4 separate regions of the Homo sapiens genome follow, and all the other regions are linked to region 3. A link is an interaction called in ENCODE POLR2A ChIA-PET data of the cell type or tissue named here. Cell type or tissue: Caco-2. All regions are shown on one strand. Region 1 overlaps SLC22A11 (solute carrier family 22 member 11). Region 2 has its middle 11 kb from the start of LINC02723. Region 3 holds the start of TRMT112 (tRNA methyltransferase activator subunit 11-2). Region 4 overlaps RPS6KA4 (ribosomal protein S6 kinase A4).

The links. Peaks named below come from ENCODE experiments on the same cell type or tissue, not always from the same donor. Only the 100,000 strongest peaks of a DNase experiment are listed, where the experiment ranks them.
Region 1: POLR2A ChIA-PET joins it to region 3 with 16 read pairs; 4 of 35 experiments call an interaction of 5 or more read pairs at or near these places.
Region 2: POLR2A ChIA-PET joins it to region 3 with 17 read pairs; 5 of 35 experiments call an interaction of 5 or more read pairs at or near these places.
Region 4: POLR2A ChIA-PET joins it to region 3 with 11 read pairs; 15 of 35 experiments call an interaction of 5 or more read pairs at or near these places.

The regions. Positions count from the first base shown.
Region 1 is chr11:64,564,357-64,569,356 of GRCh38, reverse strand. SLC22A11 (solute carrier family 22 member 11) reads right to left here. Exons shown (of 10, transcript NM_018484.4): 5 at 4,929-5,000; 6 at 4,020-4,135; 7 at 1,544-1,758; 8 at 579-687. Among named protein-coding and RNA genes, the nearest start is that of SLC22A11, 11 kb to the right of the region's middle. RefSeq lists an enhancer at 3,574-4,543. In Caco-2, CTCF peaks have their summits at 3,716 and 3,919; DNase peaks (open chromatin) are centred at 2,676 and 3,886; H3K4me3 peaks cover 213 bases.
Region 2 is chr11:64,404,531-64,409,530 of GRCh38, reverse strand. No RefSeq gene overlaps it. Among named protein-coding and RNA genes, the nearest start is that of LINC02723, 11 kb to the right of the region's middle. RefSeq lists an enhancer at 1,807-2,438. In Caco-2, no CTCF peak of the experiment used is centred here; DNase peaks (open chromatin) are centred at 2,140, 2,800 and 4,131.
Region 3 is chr11:64,314,540-64,319,539 of GRCh38, reverse strand. It overlaps ESRRA (estrogen related receptor alpha), which reads right to left. Exons shown (of 7, transcript NM_004451.5): 5 at 4,629-4,799; 6 at 4,270-4,539; 7 at 2,797-3,833. The coding sequence ends at 3,574. It overlaps TRMT112 (tRNA methyltransferase activator subunit 11-2), which reads left to right and starts at 1,981. Exons shown (of 4, transcript NM_016404.3): 1 at 1,981-2,091; 2 at 2,175-2,276; 3 at 2,393-2,482; 4 at 2,572-3,080. The coding sequence starts at 2,014. The coding sequence ends at 2,679. It overlaps PRDX5 (peroxiredoxin 5), which reads right to left and starts at 1,419. Exons shown (of 6, transcript NM_012094.5): 1 at 1,154-1,419. The coding sequence starts at 1,324. RefSeq lists a silencer at 1,355-1,514 and enhancers at 1,605-1,804, 2,962-3,477. In Caco-2, a CTCF peak has its summit at 2,440; DNase peaks (open chromatin) are centred at 1,479, 1,889 and 2,429; H3K4me3 peaks cover 3,415 bases.
Region 4 is chr11:64,370,228-64,375,227 of GRCh38, reverse strand. RPS6KA4 (ribosomal protein S6 kinase A4) reads right to left here. Exons shown (of 17, transcript NM_003942.3): 15 at 4,844-5,000; 16 at 4,502-4,665; 17 at 3,013-3,945. The coding sequence ends at 3,748. Among named protein-coding and RNA genes, the nearest start is that of MIR1237, 4.1 kb to the right of the region's middle. RefSeq lists enhancers at 1,140-1,693, 1,694-2,249, 2,201-2,250. In Caco-2, no CTCF peak of the experiment used is centred here; a DNase peak (open chromatin) is centred at 2,127; H3K4me3 peaks cover 1,360 bases.

The DNA.
Region 1 (5,000 bases), 250 kb before region 3:
AATCAATAAATGCTTGTCCAAACAACAAATTAAAATATGGAGAAATGAGTGAGTGGTGGAAAGAACATTGGGCTAAAAGTCTGGAGAGCTGGAGTCCAGTCCTACCCTTCTGCTGAGCCAGTCCTTCACCCCGAGCCTCAGTTTACCCAAATATCAAATGTGGGGGTGGCCTAGACTCTAGACCACTGGTTTTCCATTTGTGTTTTATGATGCCCTTGGGCTCCAAGGAGGTGACTTGGGGCTCTCTTGGGGCAGGGAAGGAGTGGTGGGAAGTGAGTTGAGGGTCCCCACTGCTACCAGGGCAGCTCTTGGTCTCCTAATCAGGATTCTTATAAGATTCCATCTGGACAGATGACTCTGTGGCTCAAAATGGTGTGAAAACACAGGCCCAGATGTCCCCAGGGCTCTACTGTACTGCTTCTGTCTGGGTCGAGACTCTCAAGGGGAAGAGCTGTCCTGGGGGGGACCCTGAGCGGCCCTGGCTGCATTTCCCTGGCTGCCAGACCCTTCTTTCCCTTCCCACCGCCCTCTCAGGACGGCCCTGCTGGCCCTGGGGCATGGCCTGCAGCCCAGCTTACCGCACTGGCGTTGGAAAGAGTTCAGCCTTGTAGATGGTGAGGCAGGTTAGGCTTATCCCAAAACATCCCTTTCCCAGCACAGCAAAGACCACACGCAGGGTCTGCAAATCTGGGTACAGGAAGGGGGTGAGAGTGGGGTTTGCCCTGGAGGGTACCCAGGGGCTAGTCAGTGTGCGGCCAGCCAGCCTGGAGCAGAGGGGACCCTGGGCTCCCTACAAGTCCCCGGCCCTGCTGGCTTGGTGCGGGGCTGCCCAGGGCTGGGGTTGGGGGACAGAGCATAGGATGCGATATCGCGGCAGGGGCCCGAGGGGCACAGGCAGAAACCCAGCCAGGTCTAGGGTAGCTGAGCCTGGCCGGCCGTGGAGGCTGCACTGAAAGAATGCCCCCCACCGCGGCTCCTAGGGTCCCGAGATGCCTCTTGCTATGACGGAGAGAGCGCCGGGCCCGGTCCACAGCAGCCTTCCTGCTGCCCGCCAGCCTGCCTGTGTGGGGATGGCAGAAGCCCTGGCCTGGAGGCGGAGGTCCGGGCCCCCTTTTGGCCGCAGGCCTGGCCTCCCCAACGCGTTGCTCCGTGGAGGTGCCTGAACTGCTGGGAGGTGCTCGCCGTTGTCAGTTTCCTCGCAGCTGCTCGCGCTCAGAGCTTGGGCTCTCGCTGCAGCCTGCAGGGCCCCGGCCGCCTCCGTCCCCGCTCAGGCCTTCTGCCAGCCGCAAGGCAGCCTCCTGCCTTCCTCCCGGCTCTGCCGCCACCGCACGACGTGCCGCCCTGTCCCTTTCCCCCAGTCTCCCACCCTCAGCAATAAAAGGAGACACAGAGAGGGATTCCAGGTCCTCATAGCCTCCCTCATTCAGAAAGAAAACAGGGAGGCAGCTCCTGGGGCCAGGGAGGGGATGTGGCCCCACGCTCAGAGCAGTGGGGTGGGCGGGGAAGCAGGGCCCGGTCCCACCGCCCAGTCCGCCTGCCTCACCTTGCGGCACCAGCATGTTGGCTAGAATGGCGAGGCCGGCCATGGCCTGGGAACCCGCCTGGATGGTGCGGCGGCCAAGGAAACTGAGCAAGAGGGCAGTGGTGGCCCGGCCCAGGAAGTCCACGGCCCCGAAGAGGGCCTGGAGGAGGAAGATGTCACGGCCCAGGCTCTGCAGGTCGAAGACCAGCCCATAGTAGGAGATCAATAGAGAGAAACTGCGGGCAAGGCTGGAAGTCAGGTCCCTGCCCTGCCGGGGAGAGGGCACCCCAACAGCAACAGCACCTCCCACCAGGAGCTGCCTGGGAGGACATGGCCAACCCCGGAGGACAATCCTGGGCTTGTCTCGGCCAGCGATCCCAGAAGCCTGCCAAACTCAGGACACAACCCCAGCGTCAGGCTCTTCCAGGAAAGGGCAGGCAGGGTGGCTCCACCATCCCTTCACACACAGGCTTTGTGTCAGGGGCAGCGATGCGCTGGGGCGTTGCCTCTCTGGCTGGGACCAAGTCTGCCCTCGGGGGCCTCTGAGCTGCCCCTCACTTCCGGACTAGCCCTCTCTGGCTTTGATTCTGATAACCAGTCACACTGTGCCTTTCTCTTGGAAGATGGGAATCATGGCAGGACAGGGCCTCTCGGGAGACCCTGGGCTGCATTGCCCAGACCACATTCAGGATGGAGAGCCTGTCCCCCAGCCCCTGGGAGTGCTGCCCCTTCTCTGGGGAGAGCAGCCTGTGACTGGTTCATGGGGCAGAGGGACCACCCAGAAAGGCCCCAGCTCCCACGCTCCCAGGGGCTGGGCTGGGCCCAGGCTGTGGCTGCATCTCCCCTTGCCTTCCCTTCTCCATCTCAGGGTCTGCTTTCTGCCCACTCCCCCACCCCACTGGCTCACGAGTAGCTGAATTTACGGTATTTAAATTCTCATGGTTTGGAGATGGGATTTGGATCCACAACTGGCTGCAAGGTAAAATTCTTCTCGGCCACGTTTAAAATCTGTGCTCTCCCTGCTTAACCCAGATGCTCCTCCCAGCCCTCCCCTTAGGCGTCACCTGATTGCATCACCCAATAAACATCGGACAACACCAGCCCAACAACATCAGAGTAAAATCGCACAAGCCGCGGTGTTTCATGAAGTTTATGTGAGTGACGTGAGAGTCACTGGGCTGGTGCTCAAAGCGGCCGACACTGGAGCCTTGGACAGATAACAACTGGGTTAACAAGACAGGAAAACCCACAAGGTCACCAGCTTCAAAGCCTCTGATTTGAATAACAAAGGTTGCAGAGCCGGCCCCTGGGAGAACTGAGGAATCCTGGAAGGTTTTTTTTTTTTTTAAAAAAAAAAACTGGTCCCGGGTGTTTGCAGTGAGAGCACTCCTTCTGATTTATCAGAAAAAAATTGAAGTTTTTTAAAAAAGGCATTTGATCTATCTTTGTTCTAAGATGTAGCAAGTATTTGCCATCATAACCCATATGTGGTTAAATATAGCATAAAAGAAACGTTTTCCTAAACTTCAGTTTTATTTCAAGATAAAAGTCCCAATCAAACCAGGTCCTTAGGTTTTTTTTTTTTTCCTTTGACGGAATCTTGCCCTGTCGCCCAGGCTGGAGTGCAGTAGCACAATCTCAGCTCAGTGCAGCCTCTATCTCCTGGGCTCCAGTGATCCTCCTGCCTCATTTTTTGATTTTTAGTAGCGATGAGAGGGTCTTACTATGTTACCCAGGCTGGTCTTGAACTCCTGGGCTCAAGCGATCCTCCTGCCTCAGCCTCCCAAAGTGAGGGATTACAGGCTTGAGCCACCGCGCCTGACTGGTCCTTGCTTTTTAATATGCTCTTTTGGATGTCACCGGAACTGAATTTGTTTTAAGGGCCTTTTCCTGGGCCCAGATGACCTTGGGTCCCGGGGAGGGCCAGGGTCTGGTCGCGCGGGCCCTGGCAGTGACAGTGCCGGTAAGCCAAGTGTTAGCTCAGCCCGGTTCCAATGCAGGCTCTATTATTTTGGGCTTGTTCCTTACCCCTCTGGGATCCTCTTTCCCCATCAGTGAAGTGGGGTTGCATGGAGGGGTCAGCGAATGCAGGTTCACCCTCTAGGAGCATGGCCATGGTCTCTAGGAAAGTGGTAAGTCTCTAACGATGACACACAGTGGTACTCCTCGGCCGTGGCTGGTCCCCTGGCTCTAGGGACCCTGGCTCTGCCTCTGTCTTGGGACCTCCCTGGGACCCTGGGACCCCCAGCCTAGAGCTGCCTTTTCCTCTGGCTTCCTGCAGATGGCAGCCTCCAGATCCCACCTGTGCATAGTCCCTCTCTGCTGCCTGCCAGGACTCCTGCCTGCTGGGGCTGTCTGCGTCCTGTCCCAGACAGAAATGCACCCCCTTGAGGCCTGCGGGTGCTGTTTCCCCTGGACGCTCTGCCTCCTGCCTGTCCCAGCTCTGCCTCCTGCCTGTCCCAGCCCTGCCTTGGGGAGGGACACCAGGACGGCGTACTTCACCACCAGCATGGCGCAGCTCCTCCAGCGGAGCACGGGCACGCAGAACAGGTCCAGCACCGACCGCGGCTCCTTTGCAGAGGCCACCTCCTCCTTCACGCTGGACATCAGCACCTTCCGGGGAGAATGGGGGCACCGTGAATGGTAGGGCAATGGCCCTGCCCCACCCCCTGTGCCAGAGAACAGTGTCCAAGTGGCCAGAGTGACGGGGAGCCTGTCCTGGGCCTCGGCCTCTGGAAGCTGGATCCCTAGGGGAAGGGGAGGGGATGGGGCAGAAAAGGTTCTCTCCAGGCCCTGGCTCTTCTGCAGGTTTGACTCAGCCCTGGTCCTCTCAGCTCTAGCTTGCCTCCTTCTGGAAGCCTTCCCTTATCCTCCGACCCCATCTTCACTCTAATCTCTGGCAGCGCCTGTTTCCTGAAAGCAGCTACCTTCAAATAAACACATTCTGTTTCCCCAGACACATCGAGAACCCCCATGAGGTGGGTGCGTGCTACATGCAGGTGGAGGTGGTGGGTGATGGAGGTGACGGTGTGGGTGCTGTTGATAATGATGGTGCTGTTACCGATGGTGACGATGGTGGTGAAGGTGGTGGAGATGTTTTGCAGAGATGGTGGCTGTGGGGTTAGTGATGGTATTGGTGGTGCTGGTGGTGATGGAGTGATGGCAGTGAAGGTGATGGTGGGTGTGGACAGTGGTGGTGCTGTTGGTGATGGTATCGGGATTGGTGGTGGTGGTGGTGGTGTCTGTGTGGAGGTGGTGATGGAGGTGTTGGTGGTGTCTGTGGAGATGCTGGTGGTGGTGCTGGTGGAGGTGGTGCTGGAGTGGGTGGTGCTGTTGGAGGCCACACGGATGATCCCTCAGTGCACGTCCTGTCCCAGGTCAAGTCTCGCAGACAGCAGCATCTCACCTCTATGGTCAGGTTCTTGGCCTCCTTGTGGCCATTTATCCTGGCCACCTTTCTGAGCTCCTGAAGTGCTTG
Region 2 (5,000 bases), 90 kb before region 3:
CGGAGGGGCGGAGGGGCAAGAGTACTACAAGAAAAGGCCGGGGCCTGCTCTCTGCTCTCTCCTCTCTCTGGACCTGCCTGAGCCCCAGGGGCACGGTCTGCACCATCTGCCTGTGAACAGGAGCGCTTAATTCAGAGTGGCCGGCAGAGACCCTGGGTCCGATGATCCAGAAGTCTGACATCGAGCTTCTGCTCATTAGCCGCAACCCTCCCCTGGGTCCTGGAATCTGTTCTCAGGTGACCGTGGAGGAGGCGATGCTGAGTGATCAACACCTCGGATCTCCAGCTGTCGGTGCAATGACCAAGAAGGCCTTGGTGAATGTTAAAGAAACAATTATTCCATGACATTGGTAAAGCATGGCCGAGCCAACTTTATCCAGGACCGTGGAGATTGATACAGGGACCCCCACAATAAGATCTTGCGGTAGGGGAGAGAGATTAGGCTCCACTCTGAATATAGCACAGGCAAGTAGGAATTTATGGCCAAGGAGTGTGGGGGTCAGTGGATGGAAAATTACCAAGGGGTAGGGGAGATTCTGCTTAACCCGACCTAACAGGATTCTTGCTGACACAGGCCAGGGTTCTTTCGCTAAAACTGGATTTTTTTTTTTTTTTTTTTGAGACGGAATCTCACTCTGTGGCCCAGGCTGAAGTGCAGGGGCATGATCTCAGCTCACTGCAACCTCCATCTCCCGGGTTCAAGTGATTCTCCTGCCTCAGCCTCCCAAGTAGCTGGGATTACAGGCATGCACCACCACGCCCAGCCAACTTTTGTATTTTTTTGGTGGAGACAGGGTTTCACCATGTTGCAAGCTGGTCTCGAACTTCTGACCTCAAGTGATCCGCCCACCTCAGCCTCTTAGAGTGCTGGGATTACAGGCGTGAGCCACCGCGCCTGGCCTAGAACTGCATTTTACAAGGAAGTGCACAGATGGGCCTAGCAGAAGATTCAGAAGCCTGACTAAAGTTTGGCCGAGCAAAGAATCTTTATCTGTAACTCTCATTCAATGACCAAGACGCCCTTTAGGAGCTCTTGGAAGAGCCCTCATGATGGGGTGAGTGTCCTTATATGGAGAGATCGGGGCCAGGCGAGGTGGCTCACACCTGTAATCCCAACACTTTGGGAGGCCATGGTGGGAGAATCACTTCAGCCCAGGAGTTCGAGACCAGCCTGGGCAACATGGCAAGACCCTAACTCTACAAAAAAATTTTTAAATTAGCCTGGTGTGGTGGTGTGCACCTAGCTATTTGGAGGCTGAGGAGGGAGGCTCACTTGAGGCTGGGAGGTTGAGGCAGCAGTGAGCCGTGATCTTGCCACCACTGCACTCCAGCCTGGGCTGTTCTGTTGAACGAGATCCTATCTCAAAAAACAAAAACAAACCTTGGAAGGACTGGCTTTTGGGGCTCTGAGGACTATGAGGAAGGATCAGTGTTTCTGGCCACCTACAGGTCTTGAGCCTGTGCAGGATGCGACTGGCTTTTATCGCAATTCCAGCTGATATTGAAGGGTGTGCCACAGCAGATGGAGTGACAGAAAAACAAAGAATTTAGGAAAACACACACAGACATACACACACACACACACAGAGACACACAGAAACACAGACATACGCAGGCACACAGGCACACCCATACACACATAGACACAGACACACACACACATACACAGACACACAGACATATACACAGACACACACAGACATATACACAGACACACACAGACATGAACACAGACACACACACACAGACACAGAGACACACACATTCACACACACACAGAGACAGACACACACAGACACACACACTCCCACACATAGACTCACACACACAGACACACACAGGGGAAGGGTTTCATCTTAGGATGAGTCAAGGCTTGTCCAGGAGCTCACACTCCACAAGCGCAGAAGGCCCCTGAGCTGAGACCCAGTCCAAGCTCGGTGCGTGGGTCTTTTGTGGGGCGCGAGGCCCTGGGAGTCCACTGCGGAATTTTGCTCATTAATTTGCTTTCCCTCCTCACTCAATTTCTAAGTCAGCTTAGCAAACCTGGAGTTTAAATTGCAAAAGCCCCAAGGGTTCAACTCTGACCTTTGGCAGGGACGGGATTTACCCTGAAGCCCATGGGCCCTTCTCCTGAGCCGGCCCTTCCAGAGGCCAGGAATTCCGGGTGGAGCTAGGTTTTGTGACCCCTGAGCCTAATAGAATGGAGGTGGGGAGCTCTTTAGAAAAAGGATGCCAGGCCAGATGCAGTGGCCCACGCCTGTAATCCCAACACTTTGGGAGGCCGAGGCAGCCAGATCACCTGAGGTCGGGAGTTCGGGACCAGCATGGCCAACATGGAGAAACCCTGTCTCTACTAAAAATACAAAATTAGCCAGGTGTGGTGGCGCATGCCTGTTAATCCCAGCTACTCGGGAAGCTGAGGCAGGAGAAACGCTTGAACCCAAGAGATGGAGGTTGTGGTGAGCTGAGATCGCACCATTGCACTCCAGCCTGGGCAACAAGAGCAAAACTCCATCTCAAAAAAAAAAAAAAGAATTTTAGGGGGACACAGAGATTCAGTCCATAGAGGTGTGACAACACATACGAAATATTGCAACCAGAGATGCTCAGCCAAGCCCTAATGTCCCAAGTCTTATTAGGGGTCAGTCATAGAGGCATGTGGCACCCACGTGACTGACCTTAACTATTTCATCTCCAGCCCTAGCTTAAGGCAGACTGATACAGCCTGGCCCAGGGCCCCAGGCGAAAAAAAACAGGCATTCGCCATAAATCACATTGCTGGCATAAACTGTCTCAGGTGGCCCAAGGCCCCAGGTGAAAAAAACACTCCTGTTAGGCAGGATATTCCAAGGGCGCAGAGCTTATCTCCCAGGGGCCAGGCAAGGGCCAGTCCTCTCTTTGGAATGTGCAGGGTTTGGGCAGCCCAGGCCTGTTGAGTTAACCCCTTACTCCACAGGGCCCCTGCTGTATACATGGCATTACACAGAGTTAGATTCCAAAGCAGGAGGCAAAAATCACGTGGAATCAGTGACCCTCGAAAAATCCCTCTGGAAGATGCTATTTTGGAGTCCTCATCTCTCAGGAAGTCCGGCACAGCTGGGCTTCCCTCCAGGGCTGCAGCTGGCTCGCACTGAGGCTGCACTATGTGGAAAACGTGGTCTGCAAATCCTCCACTGGCAGTCAGCTGTGACACGCTGGCCCTGGGGTCATGCTAGGGAGCTGCATCCCAGAGGGGCCTCTCCTGCCCACTCCAGGAGGCCCATTGAGGGACCTGCCTCCAACAGGAGCTCAGCAATATGTAAATGATTCTTTCTCCTTTTTCCACCAGCTACATTTAATACAATCTGCAAAAGCTAAATGTGTATTTGATTCAACTCCCTTCCGGGGAATGAGTCTTCTTCTTGGGGTGAAGTCAAGAATAATGATCACAGTGAATACTCAGTGGGTGCTTGCTTTGTGACGGGGACATTTCTCAGCGTTCTGTGGGTTAGCCCATCAAATCCTCACACCCTGCCTCTGAGATAGGGTAATCTATTATATGCATTTTGCGATGAGGAGACTGAGACATGAAGACCTTAAATAATGTGCCCAGGCCAGGTGTGGTGGCTCACACCTGTAATCCCAGCACTATGGGAGGCCAAGGCAGGAGGGTCACTTGAACCTAGGAGTTCAAGATCAGCCTGGGCAACATGCTGAGACTCCTTGTCTACAAAAAAAAAAAAAAAAAAAAAAAAATTAGCTGACCGCAGTGGGAGTCTACAAAAAAAAAAATTAGCTGACCGTGGTGGTGTGCCCCTATATTTCCAGCTACTTGGGAAGCTGAGGTGGGAGAATCACTTGAGCCCAGGAGGTCAAGGCTGCAGTGAGCTATGATGATGCTGCTGCACTCTAGCCTGGGCGACAGAGCAAAACCCTGTCTCAAAAAAAAAGTAAATAAATAAATAATGTGCCCAAGGTCCCACAGCTAGTTGGTGGAAGGGGCCACAGTTTTAACCTAGGCAGTCCGGCTCTGGACTCTGCCTCTTAACCGCTATCTTCTTTTGTCTCTGAAAGGCAAATTAGTGTAATTATTGTAAACCCGAAAGCTAAGAAGGAGATGTGAATGCATTCCTGCAGGACGCTGTCACCAGCTACTAGCTGTGCATACAGACTCAAGCAGAAATGGAATTGGCTCAAAAACAAATGTTACAGCCAGAACAGGAGCTGGGAAAAAGTGACTGAAAAATGGCCCGGCGCGGTGGCTCACACCTGTAATCCCAGCACTTTGGGAGGCTGAGGTGGGAGGATCACCTGAGGTCAGGAGTTTGATACCAGCCTGGCCAACATGGTGAAACCCTGTCTCTACTAAAAATACAAAAATTAGCTGGGCGTGGTGGCAGGCGCCTGTAATCCCAGCTACTCGGGAGGCTGAGGCACGAGAGTCACTTGAACCCAGGAGGTGGAGGTTGCAGTGAGCCCAGATCACGCCACTGCACTCCAGCCTGGGCGACAGAGTGAGACTTTGTCTCAAAAAGAAAAAAAAAAAAAGAAGAAGAAGAAAGTGACTGAAAAATTAAGGAAGTCATCCTGGCTGAACTGGAGGAAGAGGGGAATTGCCTTAGGAGAAGAGTTGGGCCCTTAGAGGTCAGGGGAGGCAGGTAGGAATGGGGGCAAGGGAAATTTTGCCATCCCACCCTCCTAAGTGCCCTGGCAGAAGGAACTAGGAGAAGGAAGCCTTCTTTTATTGTCACTGGATTGGGGAGGTGACTTGGAGATGAGAAATCTAACAGGGGTAACTAGAACACCTCCAGAGTCAGCTGGAATGGCCCACCCGGGAGATTCCAGGACAGGTGCTCCTCAAAAGCCTCCCTCCTCCTGAAGCTCTCATTGTGGGGGGGCCTCCTTTAAGGAGCTGGAGACCCCAGGAGTGGTTACAGAAAACTTGGCAGTTGTGAGAAGAGTCCAGAAAGATAATCACAGAACAGGCTGGACCCTGAATTTCACGGTGACCCTGTGATGTTA
Region 3 (5,000 bases):
AGGTGGCCCTGCTCCTCTTAAGGGGCCATTGGTGACAACAGAGAAAGGGAGGGAAGGTTTCCCCATGTGTCGCAAAGGGTTGCATAACATGCTGTCTAGGTTACAGGAAAGGAGTGGAATAAAATGGACAGGGGCTAGAGGGCTGTATTTGGGGGTGAGGAGGAGTCCCTGACAACATGGAGGGAGAGGATCTTGGCCAGGTCTGAGGGTCCCACCCTCAGGAGGAGGAAGAGGAAGGGCAGCGGCAGGTGGAACGTTGGGGGAGGGTGTCCAGGCCCCTACACCCAGGAGGTGTAGAACAAAAGAAGGAATCTTTTGAAGGGGGAAGGATCCATCCCCAGAGTACTTGAGGGCTTCATGGGACCAGAGTGGGTAGGGAGAGAGAGTCAGAGGTGAGGGCCTCTGAGGAGCCCAAAGGTTGAGAGCAGGATGAAGTAGAAAGGGAATGGGGTCTCACAAGGTTTGGGAGGAGAAGGGGGAAGGTCCAAGGCCCTGGGGACGGTTCCAGGAAGTGAGTGAAAGACAGAAAGGTGGGAATTCGCCATGGGGGGAGGGGAGGTCATGGAGTGGGATGGGGTAAGCCCCCGCGGGGGCGCTAAGGGACAGCTGTTTCAGAAGATAGGGGAAATCAGGCCGGGAGTGGTGTCTCACACCTGTAATCCTAGCACTTCGGGAAGCCGAGGCGGGGGGGGGCGGGGGGGGTTCACCTGAGGTCAGGAGTTCGAGACCAATCTGAACAACGGGGTGAAATCCCGTCTCTACTAAAAATACAATAGCTGGGCGTGGTGGCTCGCATCTGTAGTCCCAGCTACTCAGGAGGCTGAGGCAGTAGAATCGCTTGAACCCGGGAGGCGGAGGCTGCAGTGAGCAGAGATTGCGTCACTGCACTCCAGCCTGGGCGACACAGAAAGACTCCGTCTCAAAAAAAAACAAAAAACAAAAAACACAATGCCTCGGGACTGTCCCGGGAGGTGAGGCCCCCACGATTGGCGAGAAAGGTGGGCAGCCACGAGGGCCTTCTGAAGGGATGAGCCGGGCGGGCGGAGGGGAGGGGTCTGGCAGGCAGGAAATAAAGCGATACTCTCAGACTAGCGGGACGGGGATTGCCATGGGGGTAGTGGGGGATGTCAGGCCCGGCCGGGCCAGCGGTCACCTTGATTGGGGCCATGGCTGCAGCGGCTCTGCTGAAACTGCGGACCCCGCCAGACGCCCACTCTCCTTCACTGTACCGTCTTGCTGCCGCTGCCGCAGACTGACCGCCGGCCCCACCGACGAGTATATAGCCCGCTGAGCGTCTCAGGGCGCACACGCCAGCTAGTCCCATACCCGCCCCACGGCCACTTCCACTCCGCCTCCTGGCTGGTGCCACCGCAGCAGGCGGGGCACCGCTAGCGGCACAGCGGCGACACCCTGCGGAAGGCGGGCCTGGGCCGCCTCCACTGCGCAGGCGCGAGCGGCCACCCGCAGAACAGAGCTTCCGGGACCCACGCCTCGTTTGCACTGGGTGCTGGACAGCCGACGCAACTACAAATGGGGCGGAGCTTTCGGCACTGGAGCAGCTAATTTGCATATAGGAATGAGGTGCGGCTCGGCTTCCATGGGCCTAATTTACAGATAGGGCGGTATTTCTGCCCCTTAACCGAAAGTGGGATACAGAGGACGACGGTGTTAGGCGCCTGTGTAGGAGTAAAATGTGTTTATTTTGCATTCAACGAGAGCTCCTGCATTGCAGCTATTTTGCATATGATTTGCATCTTACGAAGAATTTGTGGCAAAAAAAAGCTGGGCGTGCGCCGTAGGAACCTCCTGCTGAGACGCTTCCGGTAGCGGCGCGTGACCCGACAGGTCTTTCACCTACCTACCTCAGCTCCCACAAACACGAGAAGTTCCAGCAAGTTCGCCACTTCCGGTTCTCCTGGCTATCCAATAGCATCGAGAGGAGCATCCCCGGAAGTGAGGCAGCGGAGGACGACCTTTTTCCGGTTCCGGCCTGGCGAGAGTTTGTGCGGCGACATGAAACTGCTTACCCACAATCTGCTGAGCTCGCATGTGCGGGGGGTGGGGTCCCGTGGCTTCCCCCTGCGCCTCCAGGTACCCGCCGGCGGCAGTCTTCCCTTTTCGGGCGGGATGGTGGGCCGGGGTCCAGTGCTTGCCTAAACTCCTCCGCCCTGCAGGCCACCGAGGTCCGTATCTGCCCTGTGGAATTCAACCCCAACTTCGTGGCGCGTATGATACCTAAAGTGGAGTGGTCGGCGTTCCTGGAGGCGGCCGATAACGTGAGGATCCTTACCCCGCCCCAGCATATCCCGGGGAATGCGGGGCGGGCACACCTCAGCCGGGCTGAGGCGGGAGTTCGGGATGCCCGGAGATAATTTTGGCCTCTTGCCCACAGTTGCGTCTGATCCAGGTGCCGAAAGGGCCGGTTGAGGGATATGAGGAGAATGAGGAGTTTCTGAGGACCATGCACCACCTGCTGCTGGAGGTGAGAAGCGGCCCATCACTTGCTTCCCGGGCCACCTGCCTCCCGCACTGAGGCTGCCAGTGCTCAGCTCTGTCCCTCCCTGCCCGCAGGTGGAAGTGATAGAGGGCACCCTGCAGTGCCCGGAATCTGGACGTATGTTCCCCATCAGCCGCGGGATCCCCAACATGCTGCTGAGTGAAGAGGAAACTGAGAGTTGATTGTGCCAGGCGCCAGTTTTTCTTGTTATGACTGTGTATTTTTGTTGATCTATACCCTGTTTCCGAATTCTGCCGTGTGTATCCCCAACCCTTGACCCAATGACACCAAACACAGTGTTTTTGAGCTCGGTATTATATATTTTTTTCTCATTAAAGGTTTAAAACCAAAAGCGGTTTCTCTTTGCAGCAAATATACATTAAAATAGAGTCTCTGTACAGCCAAGGGCTCTGGGCCCTGGCTTGCCCCATGTCCCTGCGCCTCCCTGGCCAAACCCAAAAATAAATATAGTGTTATTGCTCTGCAGGGCATAGAGGCAGTGCTCTCCTACCCCCTGAGGAGGCTCGTTGGGAGCTGATGGGGAAGCCCTGGCCACCCCAGGGGTCCAGGGGCTGGAGTCTGCTTGGAGTTATTGCTTCAAGGGGGGACACTAATGCCCAATGCAAATGATGAGAGGAGGAGCGAAGGGGGCATGGGCCTTTGCTCTCCAAGTCCCACTCTGCTTTGAAGAGGGGGTAGGATTAAGCAGCAGCAAAAGCATCACCCACTGGGAGACTCTGGCCTCCATCCCCTTCCCTCCCTGAGATAGGTTTCTGCCTCCCACGCATCCCGTGCAGCCCCCTATGGCTTCCGCAAGGCCCCCTACACTCTGGGGGCACGTTATGGCTTGCAAGGGGCAGCACTGTGCCCAGAGCCTGGACACACGTTCCCAGCTTCTGACACCCCCTAGGAGGGGGAGGAGAGGGCGTGGGGCCTGTTCCCAGGGGCTGATGGCATTGCCCTGGCCCTGCCAGCAGGCTGTGGCACTGCCCAGACCCCAGCTCCGCCCCAGCCCTTGGGGCTGACCCCATGCTAGGCAGGTCCTGCCAGAACCCCCACCAGTCCCACCCCTTGCCTCAGTCCATCATGGCCTCGAGCATCTCCAAGAACAGCTTGTGCATGGGCACCTTGCCCTCCAGCTTCACCCCATAGAAATGGGCCAGCACTTTGCCCGCTGTCTGGCGGAGGAGCGGTAGCGTGAGCAGCAGCCTGCCCGCCCGCCGCCGCTCAGCACCCCCTCCGGGGCCAGCCCGGCCGGCTTCATACTCCAGCAGGGCCTCGTGCAGAGCTTCTCGCAGCTGCTCCACAGCCTCGGCATCTTCGATGTGCACAGAGTCTGCAAGAAGAGAGGAATGTGGTGTTGGCCTGGGCTATCTCTGGCAAGGGCACTCCCCGTATCTTGAGCACTGCTGGATGGGGCCTAAGGAAGAGCCAAACGAGGATTTGTTGATTGGCTGACTGAGAGGCACCACTCATTGCTGCGGCTCGTGGGCCAGGACCCCACCCTCTCTCCCTCAACTGTGGCCACCTTGTACCCTCCCCACCTTCCCTCCCACTAAATGACCTTTCTGCATTAGTGTGGCACTAGGGCTCAAAATCCTGTGTGCAGTTTGGAGCCTGCACTTGGCTTGCTTTTTGACTTCTAGCAAGTCATTGTTCTTCCCTAAGCCTCAGTTTTCGTTATCTGCAAAATGGGGCTGTGCTACCGTCACTGAGTTAACCTGAAGACCTTACGGAGACACCTCACCTGTCAGTGCCTGCCCCAGACTCACCTGAATTGGCAAGGGCCAAGGCCTTTAGTAGAACATACTCCTCTCGCTCCAGCCGCAGGGCCTGCAGCCGCCGCACTAGTTGCAGCAGGGCAGCCCCCAGTTCCCCCAGGCCAGCTGCCCGTGCCCCCTCTTCATCCAGGACTAAGTCCTCAGCGAAGGCCAGCTCATCCTGCAGTGGCAGTGAGCGCTGGGCCACACCCAGCACCAGCACCTCCATCCACACGCTCTGCAGTACTGACATCTGGTCAGACAGCGACAGCGATGAGAAGCCTAGGGGGCAGCGGGGAGCGGGCCTGGCTGAGCAAGCGCACCAGAGCCGGGCCCGTTCAGGGCAGCCCCGGGTCACCTGGGCCCTTTACCTGGGATGCTCTTGGCCCAGCTGATGGTGACCACAATCTCTCGGTCAAAGAGGTCACAGAGGGTAGCCACGGCTGGGAGGTGCCCATCAGGGCCTGCGGGGTCAGGCATGGCATAGAGCTTCTCAGGCTCAACCACCAGCAGATGAGACACCAGTGCATTCACTGGGGCTGCTGTGACAATTAGAGGACAAGAGTCAGGAGCACTCGAATCTGTCAGGCCTCAGGGGTCAAGCATCTTCCCACAGTGGCTCCCCCTGTGGCCTTCCTCAGTAGCAGCTGTCCAGTGACTTCCCTCCAGGGAAGAGCGCTAACTGTCTCCCAGGGAAAGCCCGTGTGTTTGTGGACAGGCTGTGAGTGTTGGAAAATCGTCCC
Region 4 (5,000 bases), 56 kb before region 3:
CGGGCATGGAGACGCATGCCTGTAATCCCAGCTACTCGAGAGGCTGAGGCAGGAGAATTGATTCAACCCAGGAGGCAGAGGTTGCGGTGAGCTAAGATCACACCACTACACTCCAGCCTGGGCAACCAGAGCAAAACTCCGTCTCCAAAAAAAAAAAAAAAAAGTTAACAGCGACTTGGAGGGAGCCAGAGGTTTACAGGGCTGTCGGACCCTCTTGGGGCGCCAACATTTTATCAGAGCAGGAAGCCCAAGCCTGTTCACTGAGGACATTTGAAGAGTGGAAACAGAAGCCCAGTGTAGGAGGGTGACCTCTCCTGGCTCCCCTGGAAGAGCCAGCCTCCATGTTAGGTAAGGCTAGTCAGCAGCCAAAGTCAAGGTATAGAAGCAGGGGGCCAGACCTAAGACCTTGAGCATTGGCCTCTGGCCTCCCTACTTCCCTGCCTGTGCCCACCGTGTCCCCTTCCACTCTGCCGCTTTACACCCTGGCCAGCCTGCAGCTCAATCACATCTATCTCCCACCCGCAGGCTCCTTGACCACACAGAGAAGAGGCAGGATTCAAACCAAGGCTGGCTCATTCCTCTAAGTCCCTGCTCTTTCCACCCAGCATCCTCCCTTCTCTGGGTTACTGCATCCTCTGAACCGTTTCTTCACCCCTGAAATGAGGCTAAGTACTCCGGAGGCTGAAGCAGAAGGATCGCTTGAGCCCAAGAGTTTGAGGCTGCAGTGAGCTACGATGGCACCACTGCACTCCAGCCTGGGCAACAGAGCAAGACCCCATCTCTAAAAGCTAAATTAGGCCAGGTGCAGCGGCTCACACCTGTAATCCCAGCACTTTGGGAGGCCGAGGCGGGCGGATCACCTGAGGTCAGGAGTTCGAGACCAGCCTGCCCAACATGGTGAAACCTCTTCTCTACTAAAAATACAAAATTAGCCGGGTGTGGTGGCAGGCGCCTGTAATCCCAGCTACTCGGGAGGCTGAGGCAGGAGAATCACTGGAACCCAGGAGGCAGAGGTTGCAGTGAGCTGAGATCGCACCCCTGCACTCCAGCCTTGGACAACAGAGCCAGACTCCGTCTCAAAAAAAAAAAAATCTCTTTTTAAAATAAAAGTTAAATTAATTAATTAATAGGAAGAAATGAGGCTAAGGATACCTCTTTCATAGGGTGGCTGTGAGTTACATGGAATGAGAGGTGAAGAAATTGAAGATGAGAGACTATTTTGCATCCACTCAATTAGAAAAGGTTTTGAAATGGTAATACTCAGTGCTTGTGAGTATCTGATGAAATGGGACCCTTTCATCTCCTTCAATGAGATTCCCGCCTAGAGTGCTCAGGAGGGTCCCTACACATTGGAAAAGGTCAGTAAATCTCAATAAATTCCTGGTGACTGAGTGACCATACTCTTAAATCTGTTAATTCTCTAGTTCCTCTTTTCGACAAATAGGGGAGGTTGGGGCTGTTAGGTGACTTGCTAAAGTCACACAGCTGGTAACACAGGAGTCAGAATTAGAGCCTCAGAATTTCTTCCCTTCTCCTGAGGGCCCCTTGTCCTGGGCCCCTTCCTGTTCTTTCAGACCACCAGGATGGGACACAGCTGGCGCCCGCATACCCTTTCCACTCCCCCGGAGCCCCACCTGCCCACAAGGACTGCCTGATTCGCCTCACCTGGGCACCTCTGGGTCCCAGCCCAGATCCCCAGGCCTCCCGGGGACAGGAGGGGAAGGTCCACATGAGATGGTCTCACAGGGTAGCCACAGGGAGAGAAACGATGGGGAGGCGGCCCAGGGTGGGGTTCAGGCAGACCCTGGGGCGGGAGCTGTCAGGACATCCCCATGTGTGGACAAAAGAACCTACCTGCGGTGCTGGCAAAAGTGCTCAGGCCACAACCGCCCTATGGCCACACACACACACACCCCGCAGGGATCACACAGGGAGGAGTCTCAGACACTCCCTGAGGGGAACCAAGCTCTGATCCCAGTGAGGGCCCTAATGAATGGGGCTGATCCACTCACTCCCACCTTCACTGACCACCCAGCCGGGTTCAAGTAACCTCCGTCAAGGGCCCACCCCTCCCCTACTCTCCACCCAATGAGCCTCCAGAGGGGAGGCCATGGTCCAGACCTAAGCCAATCAGCACACTGCCTCCCTGGCCACAGTGATTGGTTCAGTGTGGGCACATGACCTCAGTGGCTCCAGTCAGAGCACATCTCAGGACTTCCCTTGGGAACCGTGAAACCATTTCCATCTCCATATTTCCATCTGGAGTCCCTGGAGCGCCTGGCACCCGTCTTGGGTCCATAAGGAGAGTCCTCCAGACTGGACCACCGCCAAGAAAACAATAAAAAGCTCGGCAGACTCGGCAGACTCGGCAGCTGAGTCCTGATCATGTGCTTCAGTCTGGATTAGGTCTTGCCTGAAGCTATCGAGAAGCTGCATAGTTCCAAGAGCCCCCCAAAACCCTGTGTTTTGCTTAAGCAAGTTTGGGTTGGGTTTTCTCTTACAGACAGTCCCCGACTGACTTATGCTTGACACGAATTTTCCGACCTACGATGGGTAATCCCATCGTAAGTCAGGAAGCTCCTTACCATTTATTTATGTTTTCTACTGAAAGCCTATCGCTTTGGCACCATGGTAAAGCTGAAAGCCGGTAAATCAAACAATCCTAAGTCAGGCACCGTCTGCTGTGTTGCAGACATTAAATGTATTTTCGGCTTTCAGCATTTTCTATTCAGGTTGGGTTTATCGGGATGTAGGTCCACCCTAAGTCAAGCAGCAGCTGTATTTACAACCAAGAATATCCTAAATGATACCCAGCAGAGCTGTCCGGATATACACCCAGGATGAGAGTTGCGCCCTCCTGCTCATAGCAAAAGTCAAGGAACAAAGAATATCTTCTTGCCCAGAAGAGTCTGCCTGTCCCTCCCCACTGAGGTTCCAAACTCCACGGGCTAGCAGCCTGTCTGCCCAGAATCTCTGCTCTAGACACCCACAACACGAACGAGGACACGCAGATGCCACACACAGCACTGGGTGGACTTTTATTTTAAAGTCAAAGGCACAGCCTGGCTGGGCTGAGGCAGTGACCATGGATGCCCAGCCCAGACCCCCAAGGCCCCACCCCCAGCCAGGAGTAGCTGTGCCAAAGAGGAAGGGGTGGGTGAGAAGATGGCCTCCTCTTTTAGGAGCCACCTATCTCCTTCCTTAGCCCCAACAGGGGAGAAGCAGATGACATAAAGTGAGGCAGAAATGCTTCAGAGGGTCCCCCAGGGCCTCTCCTTCAGTACCCCCAACACGGGTCTTTGGTGGACGTAATTGCACAGACAGTCCATAAAGTGACAGTTGAGGGGTGCCCCTCCCAGGAACGGGGCCTCAGGGGAGAACAGGGTAGGGGGTCCCAGTTTAGGAGTTAGCACTCCTAACTCAGTGCTTAGAAGTGGGGGAGGGGCTCTTTCCTGTTGGAGCAGTCCCCCTGGAGGGGCCTTCTGCCCAGAAGAGGCAGTGTCCTGGGAGAGGGCCCCCCAAACCCCACTCCCCAGCAGGCCCCCCCTTCCCTGCAACTCTATCTGGTAAGACATAAAAAATTCTCTGCTTATAAAAATACTTCTGCTCTGTCTGGGAGTGGGGTGGGGTAGGAGAGGAAAGGACAGTCCCTTGGGGATCAGGTCAGCCGCAGGCAGAGGCCTCCGGGAGTGAGCCGGGCTCCCAGGTCACAGCCCCTATGAGGGAAGGGGGTCACAGTGGTGGGGATTAGGAGGGGGGCAGGGGGCCGTTGGCTCGGCGGGGGGCCCCTTTGGAGGCGACGGGGGCTCGGCCCGGGTTGGCTGGTGCAGGGGAGCCCCGGCGGGAGGCGGTGGCGCTCCGCAGCTTCTGCTTCCGCCGCTTGGCCAGGGGTGCATTCTCCACGCTCTTCAGGAAGAAGCCCTCCCGCTTGCCCCGGTTGAATGCCTGGCAGAAAGGAAAGGGTGAGTGCCCCCACCCCCGCCTGACCCCGGCTTCCAGATCTAGTTTGACCTCCATTCCCAGACCTTGCCTCCAGCCGCCTAGGTCAAGGCCGACAGGGCCTTGGCCTCCAGACCGACCACCGGATTCGGTTCACCTCCCTTTTTTTTTTTTTTTTTTTTTTTTTGACGGAGTCTCCCTCTGTCGCCCAGGCTGGAGTGCAGTGGTGCAATCTCAGCTCACTGCAACCTCCGCCTCCTGGGTTCAAGAGATTCTCCTGCCTCAGCCTCCTGAGTAGCTGGGATTACAGGCGCGCGCCACCACACCCGGCTAATTTTTCTCTTTTTAGAAGAGACGGGGTTTCACCATGTTGTTCAGGCTGGTCTCGAACCCCTGACCTCGTGATCCGCCCGCCTCGGCCTCCCAAAGCGCTGGGATTACAGGCGTGAGCCACCGCGCCCGGCCTCACCTCGCCTTTCTGTGCTCCGATGGCCGGGCCTCCCCAGACCCCACCTCTCGAGGCTTCGCCCACCCCTTCCCTTCAACAGACCCTGCCCCTTACCATGAAGGTGGCGTTGAGACCCGAGCGCACTGCGGGCCCAGAGGACTCGAGCACGTCGGGCGTCCGGAGCGGGGGCGAGGAGCGCGCGCTGCCGTCCTGCAGCCACGAGCTGCCCCGCAGTCCCTCGAGCTTCAGCCGCTTGGCGGGGTCCACGGTCAGGAGCCCTGGAGGCGGGGCAAGGAAGTGTGGGGAGGAGCCTGGCGTAAAGGCTGAGCCCCAAAGAGATCGTAACAGCCCCACTCTCCTCCCCTACCCATCCCCAACCAGGACACCTGGCCCAGTGACCATCCCTGTCCCAGCGTCCCCCTCCCCAACCATGGTCTATGACCTCCAGCTCCGCACCTCGGACCAGCTCCTTGGCTTCCTCGGATACACCCTGCCAGGCCTCCCCGTCAAGGGAGAAGCGCCCCTCGCGGATTTTGCACATGATCTCGGCCGCCTGGCTCTGCCCGCCCTGGCCAGAGGCCCCCTGGAAGGGGACCTGCCCCGACAGCATCAT